2 separate regions of the Homo sapiens genome follow, and region 2 is linked to region 1. A link is an interaction called in ENCODE POLR2A ChIA-PET data of the cell type or tissue named here. Cell type or tissue: Panc1. All regions are shown on one strand. Links, peaks and the distances in the headings refer to the core of each region. The heading gives the core; the rest is flanking DNA. Region 1 holds the start of CP (ceruloplasmin). Region 2 overlaps HPS3 (HPS3 biogenesis of lysosomal organelles complex 2 subunit 1).

Region 1 (9,860 bases), core at 1,073-9,072:
GCATTCAGCATAGTTATAGACTGTACAGGTTTGTAGCCTAGGAGCAATAGGTATACCATATAGCCTACCTAGATGTATAGTAGGCTATATCATATAAGTCTGTGTAAGTACACTCTGTGATAGTCACACAATGACAAAATAGCCTAACAATGCATTTCTCAGAACGTATCCCTGTCATTAAGAATGACTGTAGTAAAAAGCTACATGTTTTGATTCATTTTACATAATTCTTATCCTGATTTACTAAAAGTGCACTGTTTGCAGGACACTGTGCTGTGACATATTGTCAGAGGAACAAAGGGAGCATTTAGACACGTTCTCTGCCCTCCTGGAATTTACACAATGAATGGAAAAAGGCACAGAGTTATGCACACCCTAATGCCTCCAACAATAACTGTTGACTTTTTATTTTCAGTCAGAGAAGCCTGGCAACCAAGAACTGTTTTTTTGGTGGTTTACGAGAACTTAACTGAATTGGAAAATATTTGCTTTAATGAAACAATTTACTCTTGTGCAACACTAAATTGTGTCAATCAAGCAAATAAGGAAGAAAGTCTTATTTATAAAATTGCCTGCTCCTGATTTTACTTCATTTCTTCTCAGGCTCCAAGAAGGGGAAAAAAATGAAGATTTTGATACTTGGTATTTTTCTGTTTTTATGTAGTACCCCAGCCTGGGCGAAAGAAAAGCATTATTACATTGGAATTATTGAAACGACTTGGGATTATGCCTCTGACCATGGGGAAAAGAAACTTATTTCTGTTGACACGTAAGTCACTATTTTTATTGTTTATAGACCAAAATTTTAAGTTATTTTTAAAGGATAGAGCCAATAAGATGAAATATTTTTAAAATTTCTTATATACAGAAACTGCAAAATGTGGGCTTGAAACCCAAGACACTTGAATCAATCTCCTTTATATTCCTGTATATTTTTTATTTGGTGGACTACCCTGCTTCTTTCCTGTTGTTCCTGGGGATCTGTGTTCACATCTTACTACCTCCCATGGTCGTAACTGCATCTCCGATTAGGAATCTGTCTTTTTATGTGTTTATGCAGAAGTTCTTTCATTTAAACAATTACTGTATACAATGTTATGTTTATTGCACCATTTAATGGTTATTCATGATAGGCATAAAATTTTTTTATATCTTTCAAAACATCACTTATAGAAATAAAATACAATTTTAGCAAATAAGATCCTGCCTGATATTTATTGAGAGACTCCAGACAGTTAAGTAGGTTAATCTTTCACAGCTTCAGGGTCCTAATTTGTAAAATGAGGATAATAAGCATAGCTCATAGGGTTATTTAAAGAGCGGGTGCATGTAAAGCTCTTAGTACAATGCTTGGCACATATGTGCATAAAAAAATGTCAGGTACTTATTAGGATGGTCCTCAAAAAGCTCCATGTAACTTAAATGTCTTCATTTTTCAGTTGGAAAATCCCCTTATTGAAAGCAATATTCACTACACAGTAAAACAAAAAGTTTAGTTCTCCTTGAAGTTTTTTGTACAGAAGTTTATCTATACTGAGGTCTTCACTTTTAATGATGTTAATTAAACATTAACCACCAAATGGGAACTTGGAATTCAAAATCAATATTCACTACATTAAAATGTATTTCAGTGGTAATAAAACACAAACAAGCCCAATGACCATCAGCTGCCAAGATTATATCTTTAAAAAACAGCTAAATAAGGATGCCGAAGTTTGTAATTATTGAATCTTATTGATGAGTATATACTATTTTCTTTAACATTATGTAAAGTTGAAATTTTTCACCATAAAAATAAATACATAACAGATACTAATATCCAATTATTATATTATGAATTTAATAATATACAATAAAGAAAGTTTCTGACCTGAAGATAAGTGGTTGTAAATAAAACTAATACATCTTGTAATTATTTCTTTTTTAACCTGGTTTTAAGGTGGTATTATCTTCTAAGGAATATGACATATTTTTACAGCTTCACCAGAAACATTATTTTGCATGGATTCAGTATTTTCTTGATTAAATATAATATAAATTATATGTGGTTTTTATTTCCAAGGAAAAAGTCAGACACATTAAAAAAATAAAAATACTATCCTTCTCTATGCCCCCACTCACCACCACTCTGCCATTGTTCGTGATCAAAAATCAAATCAGCTTTATCAGGCATAAACTAAGTGCAAGACATTGCCCTGAATATGCTTCAAAAAAAAATCTTTAATTCTAAAAATCAGGGAGTAGAAGAGTGAAGGAGTTTGTTTAGAATTTGGTGAATGGGGGCGGAGGAAATTCCTTTGTTTTTAATTACTCCTGTGGCCTGTCTGTGCCAGGGAAGCTACCCAATGAGTATAAGCCTGTTTACCCCATTGTGACTATATTAGTCTCTTCTTATGCTGCTAATAGAGACATACTCAAGACTGAGTAATTTATAAAGAAAAAGAGGTTTAATGGACTCACAGTTCCACATGACTGGGGAGGCCTCACAATCATGGTGGAAGGCAAAGGAGGAGCAAAGGCATGTCTTACATTGCAAACTTTCCCATACCTTCCTGTCATCTGAGCCCTCCAAGTCTCTAGGAAGTTCCAAACTTTCCCACATCTTGCTATCTTCTTCTGAGCCCTCCAAACTATTCCAGCCTCTGCCTGCTACCCAATTCCAAAGTCACTTTCACATTTTTGGGTACCTTTACAGTAGTGCCCCACTCCAGGTACCAATTTACTGTATTAGTCTGTTCTTACACTGCTAATAAAGACATACTCAAGACTGGGTAATTTATAAAGAAAAAGAGGTTTAATGAACTTACAGTTCCACATGGCTGGGAAGGCCTCACAATCATGGCAGAAGGCAAAGGAGGAGCAAAGGCACGTCTTACATGGCAGCAGCCAAGAAAGAGCTTGTGCAGGGGAACTCTCATTTATAAAACCATCAGATCTCATGAGACTTATTCACTACCATGAGAACAATATGGGGGAAACCACATCCATGATTCAGTTACCTCCACCTGGCCCCCTCCCTTGACATGTGGGGATTATTACAATTCAAGGTGAGATTTGGGTGGGGACACAGCCAAACCATATCAGTTACTTAAAAAGTATACTTAATAGAGATACTTAAGGCTCCTTAAAAGGAAAAATGGAGCATCTTCTAGTTGCAAAGTCCACCTCTCTTTTTGTTATTGTCCTGTGACTTTAACATCTCCTCTGGCTTCAACAATATGCTACAGTTTTGCAAACTCTAGGTGGGACTGCTTTCTCTGTGATTTTTTTCCCCCATATATCTTACCAGTGAATTTTGAATACAGCTTCAGCAATTTTGCCAATACTATGCTAAACTTTTTGCATAGATGTGTGCAGATAGCAACCTTTTGGTCCCTTCTTTGTCCCAGATTTGCAGCATGTTTAGCCCAGTCAGTGAAGGATGATGGAGTATCACAAGACATGGTTGGCACTTCTTATCGTATGATGACTAAAAAGGAGTGGAAATAAATGGGCTGAAGAATAAGATGTGAAAGAGTGTAATATGAATTTTAGGTAAAGAATCGAGTTTAAGCTGAATGTTGATCTTGAAGGTCTGGGATGATGAACAGGAAAATATGCATTGAGAGTACTAGTATATGCATATGCAAGTACTAGTGCTTGGTCACTAGTACCTAGAATATAGGAGACACTAAATAAATATTTCTGAATAAGTTTAAATGAGTAAATAAAAGATACATAGGAAGATAGGAAAAATCATAGACTGTATTGTAAAAACTTTTCCTTGCTCCTCATGTGGAGAGATTCATGCTATAGAACAAATCAGGTAACAGAATAAGATAGAAAAGTCACCTGAGGGGATTATATGCAGGGTTAGTGCAACTGAAAACACTGGCAGATATTAAAAGAGAAAAATGTATAGGTTTTGGGGGGGACTAAAAAAATAAAGTTTACTTCTCTGGTATTAATGCCAATAATATTTATTTCTAAAAGAGTGAAGTGGAAAATAATTTCCTTATACTCAGTACTGCTATTTACTTGGGTCAGTGCCTTATCTGTCACTTCAACACATCAGTAAGTAGTTAAAGACTTTATAAGAGATAATTCCTGATCCTAAGTTATATATATTCAAATTAAAATAAATGACATACATATAAAAACAATTAGTAAACACAATAGTGTGTTCTGGGTCCATAGTAGGCATTAGTTAATTATTTACTGAATTAATTGACTATATAATAGCAAAAATTATAGTAATTCTCTTATCTTCAGATTACTTTTTTTTCTGATGACCTCTAGGAAGCTGGAAATAAGTGAAAATTTTTTTAAGTATACGAACGGCCATCACAAAACTCTTTTATACTTGACTTCATAGGCTCTCACTCAGGCTTGGCAACTTTCTTAACATACAGTTCTTACAAACATTATTACCGGGTTTTTCATTCCATTAGAGGTTTCCAAAACAAATGGTACAGTGAAGATGTCACTATAAGCAGGCCTAATGACCAAGAAGAAATAACAGCTCAAATCCTGACCAAAAAACTAGACAACAAAGAACATTCCACCTTACGGTAATCATAATTACTATAATTATGATCTTGAGTGATCAGGATATAATAAGTATTCAATAAGTGTTCATTTCACTATTGTTATCAAAAAAGTTACTTTTTTTCCATTATATCCGCTGTTTAGGAAAACAGGGAAGCAAATAAAATATTTTTAAAGAAAAAGCTTGCACTAATGACATTCATTTTACCCCTATTAAAAGATAAACTTGGGCATATTGAAAGTTTAACAAGTTTATTCAAGCATTCAGCCACAGCAATTGGGTGCCCTAAGACCACAAGCAGTTCTGTCAATGCTCCTCTGGGCAGGGAGGAAACTTTTATAACGTATTCTCAGACTAAGAAATAGATATTAGACTGGTTAAAGTGGAGACTCCCTAGTTAGATGTTAGTTGGCGGCTTCTGATTGGTAAAGTCTCTAGTTACAGATTCGAAGTTTCATTTTACTGTTTACTACATTGAATTGGGTTTTGGTTTGCTTACGTAGGAACCCAAGGCGCTGATGTTGTCTCAGCCTAGTGGCCTCCCAAGTTATATAGCATCCCTTCAAAAATGATTTTTAAATTTTTAAATGATTCTTAAATAGGTACAATTACTAGCTAAAATTTTCTGGAAAATTTACTTTAAATGACTCATTCTCCAAGGTTGCCAAATAAAAAATAGCAAGCAATAGGGCTGGGCGTGGTGGCTCACACCTGTAATCCCAGCACTTTGGGAGGCCAAGGCAGGTGGATCACAAGGTCAGGAGTTTGAGACCAGCCTGGCCAACATGGTGAAATCCCGTCTCTACTAAAAATACAAAAATTAGCTAGGTGTGGTGGCGTGCGCCTGTAGTCCCAGCTACTCAGGAGGCCAAGGCAGGAGAGTTGCTTGAACCCAGGAGGTGGAGGTTGCAGTGAGCCGAGATCACGCCGTTACATTATAGCCTGGGCGACAGAGCAAGATTCCATCTCAAAAAAAAAAAAAAAAAAGCAAGCAATAGCTAGTGCAGTACACTTCCAAACACTTCACACAAGACAGCTTGTATGGAAGAGCTAATTAAGTGACTAACATTTCACACTGACCAAATTCCATTTATTATCAAGTTCCTATTTCTCCTGAGAACACAGACAAAAGAAAATTCACTAGGTACTGCATTCATGCTGCGCCAGTGGAGGAAGGCTGGTTAGAACCGGCAAATCACTTGAATTTGTGTTATATATACCTAGGTTGAGTCTCTGCCATATTCTTGCAGCAGTTAATTTTTGACTGTTTTCCTTATGATTCTTGTTTATGGTAGGCAGCATTTCCAAAGTGGCTCCCAGAAGAAATCCTATCCTAAATCTCCAGAACCTGTGAACAGGATGAGACATCACTCTCATGATTTATGTTTTAGTCAGTGAGATTATCTGAAGAGTCCACACACTGAAGCTGACTTGAAGATGAAAGGGGCCACCTAGGAGGGCATACGGGTGACCTTAAGAAACTGGGAGAGGCTCTCGGCCCATAGCCAGCAAGCAAACAAGGATTTTAATTCTATGACCCCACTGAACTGAATTCTGGCAATAACCCAAATGAGCTAGGCAGATTTCTCCACAGAGCCTCAGATAAGTACTCAGCTCAGCAGCCCCTTGATTTCAGCTTGGTGATGCCTGAGGCAGTGAACCCAGCCACACCATGCCAGACTCTGACCCATAGAATAGTGAGATTATAAATGGGTGTTGTTTTAACCTACTTTGTGATAATTTGTTATGCAGCAATAAAAAATATATGTCTCAATTAATGAAGTCAAAAATCCAGAAACTTTTCACCTATAATACCCAAGTTTTGGGAACCACGTCTAAGCATAAACCAAGATCACTTGAGTGAATTCTAAATTTATGGGAGGGAATAGCATTATTAATATCTTACCAAAGCAATACTAAAAAATAGTTATGCTACTATTAAAAACTCATTTCTGGGTCTAAGACTACCAGAAATTATAGGAGCGGGCTTTTCTTTTTTTAAATAAGGGGCTAAAAAGAGAGAATGTGATTGATTACTTGAAGGGAGATATGTCTACAGTAATGAGTAGAAAGGAACATACTACAGTTGTCAACAGGAAGAACTACAATTAAATGTGAATTATTTGGTTGAAAGAACAGCTATAATAGATTCTTGTGGCTGAATATCTAACTGGCAAACTTCCTGCAAGCTTCCAGTAACTGGCCCTTTGTCCTCAAGCTGTGCTGTCGAAATTAAATAGAGAGCCCCTAATGACCTTTTAATGTTTATTTGGAGACAAAGCATAAACAAATAGACTTCTCCCAAAGTGTCACACAGTGTAAAATATTTTCCAGTTTGGTTAAGACAGTTTTTTTCACAATAAAAGGCAAGATGCAAAAAGCAGTTTGCATATTGCAATGTGTATAAAAGGAATTTCAGATGTTAAAACGCCTAGATATGTTATACCTTCAGATCAATAATTTTAAAAGCAATTTTAACCCCCCCAAAAAACTTTGCCTAGAAAAATTAGTTACAAAGCCTAGGCAATATAGGTCTTGGTCTTGGTCTTAGGTATTTGTTTATGGCAATGCTCTTCCTATTTTAGGAAATGATTAATACAGGAGCATTTCAATGCAATAAAATCATTTTGACAAAGCCTGCTATAGTTTATCAAAATAGGACATGATGTATGCCAAAGTGTATTTACATTCAGAAAATATAAAGAAACATTTTATTTAAATGAAGCCTTAAGAATTTGAGGGCTAACTTTTAACTTTGGCCTATGTAAGATGTGTACCAATAGGACATGGTAAAGCATGGAGTAAAGTCTCCAAATATTATCAAATCAATCTCTCAGAAATAAAAGTGTGTTCAGACTCTTAAGAAAATTTACCCTGGGGCTTAGACAAGTCTCTGTGAGATTGATTGGTCCAGGGTTCCGGTGGGACCAGAGTGGAATTGTACCTTTGTACTGTAGACTTTGCAGCTGCAGTTGTGTACCTAACTGAAATTGCACTCTTATTGACCTCCTCTCAGTCATATGGACTGAATGACTCTCTGCTTTTAAACTTAGTAGTCTTTGATGCAACAATTTTGCTGTTGTTAAGACATATATTTATTAAGACTCTTTCTGTGCATTCCTTGCTATGGGTTTAGGGACAGAGTTCACCCCAGTGTCTTGCCCTTTTCCCATGCCTACCTGTGTCCATGAAGTCTCTCCCAATCTTTTCCTATTTTGCTTTAACAAATTGGGAAATGGCAACAAACAATTAGAAAGTGAAAACAAATAGAAAAAATGAGGGTATACTCACAGTTTTGCTGCTCCACACAGGCTGCAAATAATGACACTTTATTTTTCTAACTTCTAGCTTAGCCCTCCCACCAGGACAGGGGATGGACAGGGAAACATCATCTCAGTCATTTTTTTAGTGAATAATTTTATCTTCTTTGGGAATTCGGGTTTATACAATTCAGGAAAATTGGTATTCCCAGTGTATTGGTATATGGTAGTGACTAGGAGGAAACGCTCATCATAGAAATTCCTTGATCAATCCAGAGAATGGTGACTCTTATTTTCAACACCTGCTCACTCTGCCCAAACTCAGCCACCAGGACCATTGCCAAGTGGCCATGGTACCTGGCCCCAGCACTCAGGCTTAATCTATATAGCCTCCACCGCAGAGGTCCTGCCACTTCCAGGTATGACCTGGAAACCGAGTTTTCTACCTTTCTGTCTCATGGTATCAGGAATCCCACTGCTTCTGGGATTGGGCAGCTCTCTTAATCTTCAACCTTAGAGCCTCTTCAACACAGGTTACCCAGGGCCCCAGAGCAGACTATCTCATCAAAACACACCAGTGTGTTGGTTAATAATGCAGATACCTGGGCCCTGCCCCAGACCCACAGAATCAGAATCAATGGAGTTGTGTCCCAGGAGTTTGCATTTCACTAAGTTCATCAGTAGATTCCTGTGCATATTCAGACTTAAGAAACATCAGGCCTTAGACTTTTGAAAAACCACATCTTTAAATTCTGTAGCAGTGAAAGTCCAGAGCTCTCACACAAGCTCTGCTCTTGTCTTAAAGAAGGGAAAGAAAAATATATCTCACTTTTACCAGTGAGCTTACAACTGAGGAAACAAGACAAAACTTATTCCTCAGTCAGATTACTCGGCCCCACAAATGTTGAGTAGAAATTGGTAAAGTATCAAAGATCAATAAGATGAAAGAAGGCAACACACACACACACACACACACACACACACACACACACACACCCATGATGATGAGCAGTTTTTATTCAAATGGAAGAGCCTTGGTTGTGGAGGGGCTTGCCAAAGGCCAGAATCTAAGTGGGTCCTGCCAAATGGCAACATGATGTTGCCCATGAATAGATCCCACTGGGCTATATAAGCCTTCAGTTAAGGTTGATAACACAAGAAATTAATTCAAACCAAATTTACTTTCTTTCCATCTTTTCTTTTCCAGATTGCTATTTACCTCACTGATATTTTAAAGAAAGTTTTAAGCAACTATTAATGGACATTCACTAGAATACAAACATTCAATGTTAAGTATCTGTACTAGTGAGGGATTAAAAAACACAGGGATTATTTAAATTCAAAAGTAATTTAAAAACCACACACATTGCATGCATCAACAACTCTAGCTTTGATTTAGTGCTGTTAAAAGAAATATAAAAGAATTAATTTAGCTTTATTAATCTTACTTTAAGGAAAAAAATATATAAATATACACACACATACTTTGAAGTCTCAAATATCCAGATTGATTAATTATAAACTCAAATTTTTCCAGTAGCTAAGAGAGGTAGAAGTGAAAAAATGTCTTAATTAACTGCTTTATTTTAATATTTCAACTTAATTTTGTATTCTATTCCATTACATAATATGCCTGTGTCTTAATATAAAAATCATGGAGAAAATACTTCAGTAAGATGCACTACATTTCTATGATGCCTTCGCAGATGGTTCTCTGACATATACCTGATATGGAAAGCCTCACATCATTAAAATAACAGGGCTAACTACCAGCCCTCCACTTCAATTTTGGAGGCATCCCTACAACAGGCAAACATTCAATGTGATGTGCTCATTAATTTCTCTAATTATAATGTTATTAAATTATAATGATAATGTCATCCCTAGAAATGATGGCTTCTGATAGAGTTGTCTTGTTTTTCTTTGCAGGGAACATTCCAATATCTATCTTCAAAATGGCCCAGATAGAATTGGGAGACTATATAAGAAGGCCCTTTATCTTCAGTACACAGATGAAACCTTTAGGACAACTATAGAAAAACCGGTCTGGCTTGGGTTTTTAGGCCCTATTA
Region 2 (8,000 bases), core at 1-8,000, 56 kb after region 1:
GTATGATCTAGGAAGGCAAAGCTCCATCTGTCTTGTCCAATGCTCCCCATACATCTACAGCACATGCTCAAGCAATATTCGTGAAATGAACAAAATCTGAGGCTAGCCCCTCAGAAGCCTTTGTATCACAATAGTACTAGAGACAAGAGACAAGAAGAATCTTCTTTGGTTATTTTTTAAAGAAGCACATAAATAATGCCATCTCTGGGAACACCACAGCCCCACCTGAAGGCTGAGTCTAAGCAATATGGCCTCTTCAGCTTCCCTCCTCTAAGCCCCATTCCCAATTTGACACTAAGTAACAACTACACTTATAGTGTAGTTCCCATAGTGTAAATGAGGTATTGCAAATTCAAAAGCCTAAAGAGGCCAATCAAATGATGAAGATGCATGAGGGCAGCTAGGATAAGGAAAACAGACACTCAGCATTTGGGTCAGGATGCCACAAAGATGATAACTGTGCGGGAGGACAGTGTGAGCACTGCCCAAGGAGGGGCTGCGGGTCAGCCCCAACCCTCAGGTCAGAAGCAATGAGGGCCTTGGGTTAACGGAGCTGCTAAATTTTTCAAGAGTGACTTGAAACTCAGAATTCTTAATAGGAAATCTTAAGTTTTGTATGTTAGCACCTACACTGGGAAGACCAAAGAAAACAGATGTGGGAATTATATTCGTTCTTTGGGCCACTGAACTACATTAAATAAAATCATATGCTCATGTGGCCCAGCCTGATCCACCAAGTCAAATGTGGACTTTAATTCTCACTGCCAGCCAAAACACTGTTGCAGTCAGAATTATTAAAGGATGATCCACATTCTCTAATCATCCCCCTCATTTCTGAAAAATCCTTTTCAGGAGCTGGATAAACTAACTACTTTGACCTGTTTCCTATAAGAGAAATAGCAGTGCCTGGCTTGGGTTAGAGACCTAAAATGTGTAAGTCAACACTAACAAAAACAAACTACATCAATAAAAACACCACTAAACATTTGCCACACTTTCATTTCACAAAGTGTTTTCAAGCCCATCCTGAAAATGAGGAAATCAGCCAGGAGACTTGGTGAAGTTCGTTCATCCACCTACAACAAAACCAGCCGCTCAGCACAGGTGTTCCAACCATCATCAGTTTCAGGCAGAGGCAGGCATTCCCTCCAAGTCTCCTGAGTATGCCTAACTATGGATTTTGTCCCTCAAAATTCTACATTCTAGATTAACAGGACACCTGGGGTCTCAGCAAATTTAATCTTACACTATATTGTAATATGCAATTTCATAAGAAAAGGAGGTATTTTTACTTACCTGTAATTTTGAAAGATCTTCTGTATAATTTTTATCAGCTAAAGAATCAGATGATATTACGACGTGAACCCATGGATAAATTAAGCCATAATGACTACAGGCATTTATCTAAAACATAAAAGAATTTCTCATAAACAAAATATAACAACAAAAGCTTGCTTATCCATTCCACAAAGAGCAAAGCAATCATTAATTCTCTGCCATGTCATAGAATTAGGTATATACTTTCCTGGGAATGGGAAGGAAAGTTTTTAAGAATTTTTCCCCTGGAAAATATTTCAGTCTTGCTTGCTTCTACACTAAATATTTCCTTATATTTTAAAATGTAAATACTCCAAAGAGGCACTTTCTAGCAAAAAGAGCAATACTGCATTTAAGCCAATTATACCTAAAAAGAATATTGGAAATAATTTTTATTAATACTACTTTCTTTAGAAGGCAAAATATCTTTCATAAATTCTCAAGACAATCCCCAAGAAGCCCTGCTTATTCAAGAAGCTGGTAACTTCTCCACTTAACCCTCCATTAGCCATGGCTAATGAGCTAGGACAGAAATGGGCTAGGAGCAAGAACGGTAGCAAGAAGGGTAGAAAGAGTTGTTACTGGCTGCCTCAAGTGCCACAGAACAGCTCCTGTATGTGCAACAGACAGGAAATGGGGGCCCACTAAGGCAGTCTCCCTCCCACAGCCTTCTGCAGTTCCTCTCCCACCAAGGAGGTCTGCAGATGTCTTCTCTCTTATGTTCCACTTAATGATCCTCTGCTGAGGAAGGACAGATGAGGTGATGTTCTGGAAGAAGTCCCTTTCTCCATGCTTTGGCAACTGAGCTACCACTGCAATTAAGTGAGGGACATTAATAAGTAGAGGACATTCTTTAGAGTACAAAATTATTTAAAATGTAGGCCACTTCAGTTAAAGACAAATTTTAAGTGTATTTTTAACTCCTGCATAAATAAGATACCTGGTAATAGAAAACTAGGTTAGATTTTATAATAAGTTATTAAAAATAAGGTATGTTTTTGTAATGGGCAATGCATGAGTTAAATTTAAGGTATTATTCCATTATCTTACCAGATCCTCCGATGTTCGCAATGGTGTGGTGTCAGGAGGCTGCCTCTTAGACAATCTCCAGATGTACTGTGATGTGAGTTTGAAAAAGAGTTCCTGAAGTACCACATCTGGGAGACATGCCACTAGCTGAGCTTCCCAAAAGTCTACCAAGAGCTGAGGAATTGTATCTTCATCCTTAGCACAAAGCACCTTAAAAACAGTAAAAGGAGCCTCTATATTCCAGATAAATATAGCACTGATAAAGCGACAGCTGGGCTGAATATCACAGCATCACATGGGCCACGCAATCAATAATTTACCATTAGCATTAGCGCCATGGCAAAAGCAAATTTAGACATTTTTAAAAGGAAACAGATTCTAGGATGTACAAATAAAGTTTCTACAGATATAGTCTTTTAATTAGTACTTTTATCTTATAAACTGATTATGTATGTCTGTTTTTTCAATAAACAAACAAATGAAAAACTCACTTCTCTTATTCTGTCCCTCCCCACCACCAATTTAATGAGGCCATCCAGAAAAATCACATTTTCAAAGTGACAAACCTTAAAAAAGGAATCTGCTTCTTCAATTCCAATTTTGTTGTTCTTCTGCAAGCCCAGAACTGAAGCCACAAGCAATCCAGGCTGAGTTTCCTTCAAGTGAAGTGCAAGCTCGGTTGGAACAATCTGTCCCTTTCTCTGTTGAATCAACAGCCGAGGTTCCAGAATGAAGCCACATACCAACTTCATCTTCAGATAAGAAAGAAATTTAGGAACAAAAGGTACATTGTATTTAGATTGTCCATTTTAGAAATACTAAACATGCTAGTGCATTCACAATGCATGGTTAAGCTATTAATAATTTAATCACAATTTTTTCTTTGACTATAAAGGCTAGTTCTTATCCAAAGGACACCACTGACTGTCTTACAGAAGTTACTAACATTTAACTAAGAATCAAGGTGTCCTATTTTTTGTAGAGAGCTTTATATTTAGGTCTACTTGATTTGAAAATGCAGTCAATTTTCTGTATTCGTGGGTTCCACACCCATGGATTCAACCAACCACAGATCAAAAATATTCGGGATGGCTGAGTGCAGTAGCTCACACCTGTAATCCCAGCACTTTGGAAGGCCAAGGAGGGCAGATCACTTGAGGTCAGGAGTTCGAGACCAGCCTGGCCAACATGGTAAAACCCCATCTCTACTAAAAATACAAAAATTAGCCAAGCATGGTGGTACACACCTGTAATCCCAGCTACTTGGGAGGCTGAGGCAGGAGAATCGCTTGAACCTGGGAGGTGGAGGTTGCAGTAAGCTGAGATTGCGCCACTGCACTCCAGCCTGGGCCACAGAACGAGGCTCTCAAAAAAAAAAAAAAAAAAAAAAAGGGTGTGGGGGAACTGCTTCTGTTCTGAACATGTACAGATTTTATTATTATTCCCTAAACAATGCAGTATTAACAACTATGTGCATAGCAGTTGACATTATATTAGGTATTATAAGTAATATAGAGATGATTTGAAGTATATTGGAGAAAGTAGATACGTTATATGCAAATACTATGCCACTTTATATAAGCAACTTTAGCTTCTGTGGATGTTGGTAACTGTAGAAGGTTCTGAAACCAATCTCCCATAAATACCAAGTGATGACTAATATATCTTAAGTTTTTTCAAAATTATGAAGATAAAATTCATTTTTCTAGAATTCTACTCTTCAAAACAGAAGACATTCCGATGTTGACTTGCTCTCCTCATCATAACAAAGCATGTCATTTGTATAGTGATAAAGCACTTACGTTCTTCCTTTTTTAGCAACCCAAGTCATACTGTGGGCTTTGGCCAGTCTGGCAAGAAAACAGTGCAGGAGCACAGATTCTGAAATCAGGCTGCCCGATTCAATTCTGGCTCTACAACTTAACTGCTGTGTGATCCTGATGAGTTACTTAACCTCTCTGTGTCTTAATTTCCTCATTTGTATAATACTCCTACCCTATAGCAGTATTAAGAATTAAATGATATATGCAAGGAGCTTAGAATAGGCCTGGTAAATAATAAGTGTTCAATTACACTACCTCCTATTTTCTTCGCTTAAATGATTAACACCTTTGGTAGTGTCCCTAAATGACCTCTTTTCCAAGGGAAAGCCTGTGTTTCTTGGTATACCATTCAAATGTCCAATCCTCTTAATCTGTGATTTTCCCAAGCGGGGGCTATTTCTGCAACTACTAGACTCCTAAAGCTCATGGCTAATATCCCCTTTGCTGTTCTTAAATACATACTACTCTGCTTTTCCAGTGCACACACCATATCCCTCATGCCAGATCACATCGTCCCCTCGGAGCAGAGCCTGTTCTTTAGTACCAAGCTCAGTGCTCTGAACGCACTTGACACTAAGTTGAAGTCTTTGTATATCCACTGCTGTCATTTATCAGTCTTATTTATTTTTCATTTGCCAGATCCGAAGTCCCATTTGGATCACTTTGTTTCTAATATTGTCTGTTTTCCATTACAACCAAGAATATATAAGCTAGAAAGAAGCCAGAAGACAGCTAAACACTTCAGGATTACCAGGTCCTATTTCAGCCTTCTGTTAGCACCGGGCAGAGCTCCATACCTCTGAATGGCTTTTCATTTCATTTCTGTGCATGTCAAGATCTCCCATTTTCAGAGCCACTGCTGCCTTGGTCAATGTCACTAAGATCGATGAAAACCCAGAAGTATCCAGCTTCCTTAGATAGCTCATGGCAGTTAAAGGATTAATATTCTTCATAGAAGGACTACAGAGAATATGGGGCACTTGCTTTGGCTCAGCCACATAAAACATCTGAACCACTTTTGCTGCTAATTCCTTTGGTGAGCACGAAGGAATAAAAGGAATAAAAGGTCAGTCAGCCAGAAGAAAGCAACAAAATCAGCAAAACATATGTGCAAAAAGCCAAGACACAAACATTCCAAGTAAGATAAAATTATAGTATTATGTTTTAATTTTAAAAAGACAAAAACTGATACTAATACATGGGAGGCCTGAGATAACCTGAAGTGATCTTTGCTGATTATAAGGAAGAAAAAGCAATGAAAATATGTACCAGGTTATGGCCAGCGTTTCTAATTTTAACACTTCAGAAGAAGAAAATAAACATTTGATTGAATGACAATAAAAATCCATCATAAAAACTACTATTTAGTTCAAAATATACCCAATTAAGTAATTTGTATGAGAAAATTTCATTTCAAAACCTTAAAACATTTGATACCACAATTTCTAATGTGGCATATTTGCATCCAACTATGTATAAAATACATGAGGGGTTATCGTTTCTTTTTTCTCTCTAAGACAGGGTTTTTCTGTATTGCCCAGCCTGGAATGCAGTGGTGTAATTGTGGCTCACTGTAGCCTCAAACTCCTGGGCTCAAGCGATCCTCCTGCCTCAGCCTCCTGAGTAGCTGGAACTACAGGTGTATGCCACCAAGCCTAGCTAATTTTTTAATTTTCTGTAGAGATGGGATCTTGCTATATTGCCTAGGCTGGTCTCAAACTTCTGGCTTCAAGTGATCCTCCCACCTCAACCTCCCAAAGTGTTGGAATTACAGATACTAGCCACTGTGCCCAGCCCTAAAAATAATCCTTAATAATGTCTTTAGGTCACTGGCCTAAGGTCAGAGTTTTATAAGTGAAGTTTAGGACACAAGGAGTAAGGGACAATTAGGGTTGCGGGAAGGACTGCAGATGAGAAGATGGAAGGCAAGGCCCGCATTCTGTGTAGCTCTACTGAGGACATGCTACTGTCACTGGGCAGGTGTTGAGACTACAACAGACCACATGTCCCTGTCTGTATAATGAGAAAGTATGAGAAGATTATCCATAAGTTCTTTTCCAAGCTATAATTCTATCTTCATTAATGAAGAAAAGGTCACATTACTTTTTTAGAAAAAGAGTATCAAAGAAGAAAAATATTTGGAATCTGACTTCTAAACAGTACTACATAAAATAAACCATTAAAATGAAATGTTAAAAATATTAGATAGAAAACAGAAAACTATAATCACTTCATTTAATTCTTCATCCAGGTTTTCATAAAGTGAATGATTAATGTAAAAGATTAATCCTCTCTCGTATTTCTGTAATCCATCCTCTACTGTCCAGTCCGTGCGGGCCAGAACTTCAGCCATAGACAAACCAGACATCTTATAGTATGGCAAGGTGAGATGAGAATGCTGGGAGTCAAGCCTAAAGGGAAGGAAATGAAAAACCTCAAATTTGTCACTTTTTTAAAGACGGGGTCTCACTATGTTGCCCAGACTGATTTCAAACTCCTGACCTCAAGTGATTATCCTACCTCAGCCTCCCAAAGTGCTGGGATTCCAGGTGTAAGCCACCATGCCTAGTCAAATTTGGAATTTTTAAACCTGGATATCTAAAACATTCTATAACAGAATATATCATGCTTTCCAGAAGATAGAAATTCCAAAATGCTTTTCTACTGCCATTAGTAACTGAAACAAACTCCTAAGTTTTATCTTACAAACTTCTAATTAATGCAGTTTCTTTTTGCCTGCTCATAATAGAAACAAAAACAACAATTTAAGTTAATTCTAATATTCATGATCGGACTCTAAAATAATGGTGTTTATAGGAGGAAAAGTCTGTTTTATTAATTTTTAACCATTCATGTGGATCAAGTAAGTCTGAAAACAATCATATGCAAAAAAATTTGTAAACATTACTCTCAAAAATAAAAACATTATTCATACCAGTGTCCCTTTCTGATATCATAAAAGCACTGACTACTGAGATCAAAATCACAGACTGTCCAACTGGCAGCTCTCCCTTAAGGTAGCAGACAATAAACTAGTCATACCTCTCTAATGATTAGAGCTGTTTAACAAGGTAGTATTTATAATCATGTATGTATTAAACTGGCTCATAGATGGTGGGAAAAAAGTCCTTCAGCTAAGCCCTTGTCAGAATGGAAAACAACCACTTTGTTTACTTTTAGGGTTTAATATGTCCAAGTGTTAACTTTACTAACAAAATATATGTTTTTAATGTCAGGGATTTTCAAAGCTTGAGAAAAATGTCAAAGTCCTAAGTTAAATGGTGGGAAAATCACAAACTTGAGACTTACTGCTCATCTTCTAAACTGTGACTCCTTGAGAGCAGGAAATGGGTCACATTCATTTTTGTATGTTTAAGCCTAGCACAGTGCCTAACAGAGTATGTGCTCAACAAATGCTTGTGGAAGAAGGGAATAAATGAACCACCTTCCCATTTATCAGGTAACTACCAGAGATGGAAAAGCTAACAAGTGTACCCAAAGTTCAAGATGACTTCTGTAACAAGGTTCCAAGAGGTGTCACCCACCTGCTGTAACAGTCCCCAAGGTGCCCACAGCTTTCCTTAAATGCTTCCAAAAGCTCTGCCTTCTCTCCAGGTTCCAGCTGACTGGCATCCATCAGGGCAGCTCGCACTAACAGATGAGCCTCACTGAGAAGGTGAATGCAGCTCTGGGTTTTGACAGTCTTATAGGTATTGCTATAGTCTACCTAAACAAAAAAGACAAACACTAATGTTGCTGAAGAGAGACTCTCAAAAGTTCCTGAGTTCTTAAAAACATTTATATATTTTGTTAGTAAAGTTAACATTTGGA

What was found. ChIA-PET counts read pairs that join two places held together with the same protein. Peaks named below come from ENCODE experiments on the same cell type or tissue, not always from the same donor. Only the 100,000 strongest peaks of a DNase experiment are listed, where the experiment ranks them.
Region 2: POLR2A ChIA-PET joins it to region 1 with 17 read pairs; 4 of 35 experiments call an interaction of 5 or more read pairs at or near these places.

The regions. Positions count from the first base shown.
Region 1 is chr3:149,212,556-149,222,415 of GRCh38, reverse strand. CP (ceruloplasmin) reads left to right here and starts at 587. Exons shown (of 19, transcript NM_000096.4): 1 at 587-769; 2 at 9,718-9,860. The coding sequence starts at 624. In Panc1, for the core only: no CTCF peak of the experiment used is centred there; no DNase peak of the experiment used is centred there; H3K4me3 peaks cover 207 bases; H3K27ac peaks cover 7,960 bases.
Region 2 is chr3:149,157,246-149,165,245 of GRCh38, reverse strand. It overlaps HPS3 (HPS3 biogenesis of lysosomal organelles complex 2 subunit 1), which reads right to left. Exons shown (of 17, transcript NM_032383.5): 9 at 7,715-7,896; 10 at 6,400-6,580; 11 at 4,967-5,200; 12 at 2,913-3,098; 13 at 2,368-2,556; 14 at 1,297-1,404. It also overlaps a transcript of CP not described here. Among named protein-coding and RNA genes, the nearest start is that of HPS3, 32 kb to the right of the region's middle. In Panc1, for the core only: no CTCF peak of the experiment used is centred there; no DNase peak of the experiment used is centred there; H3K27ac peaks cover 1,087 bases.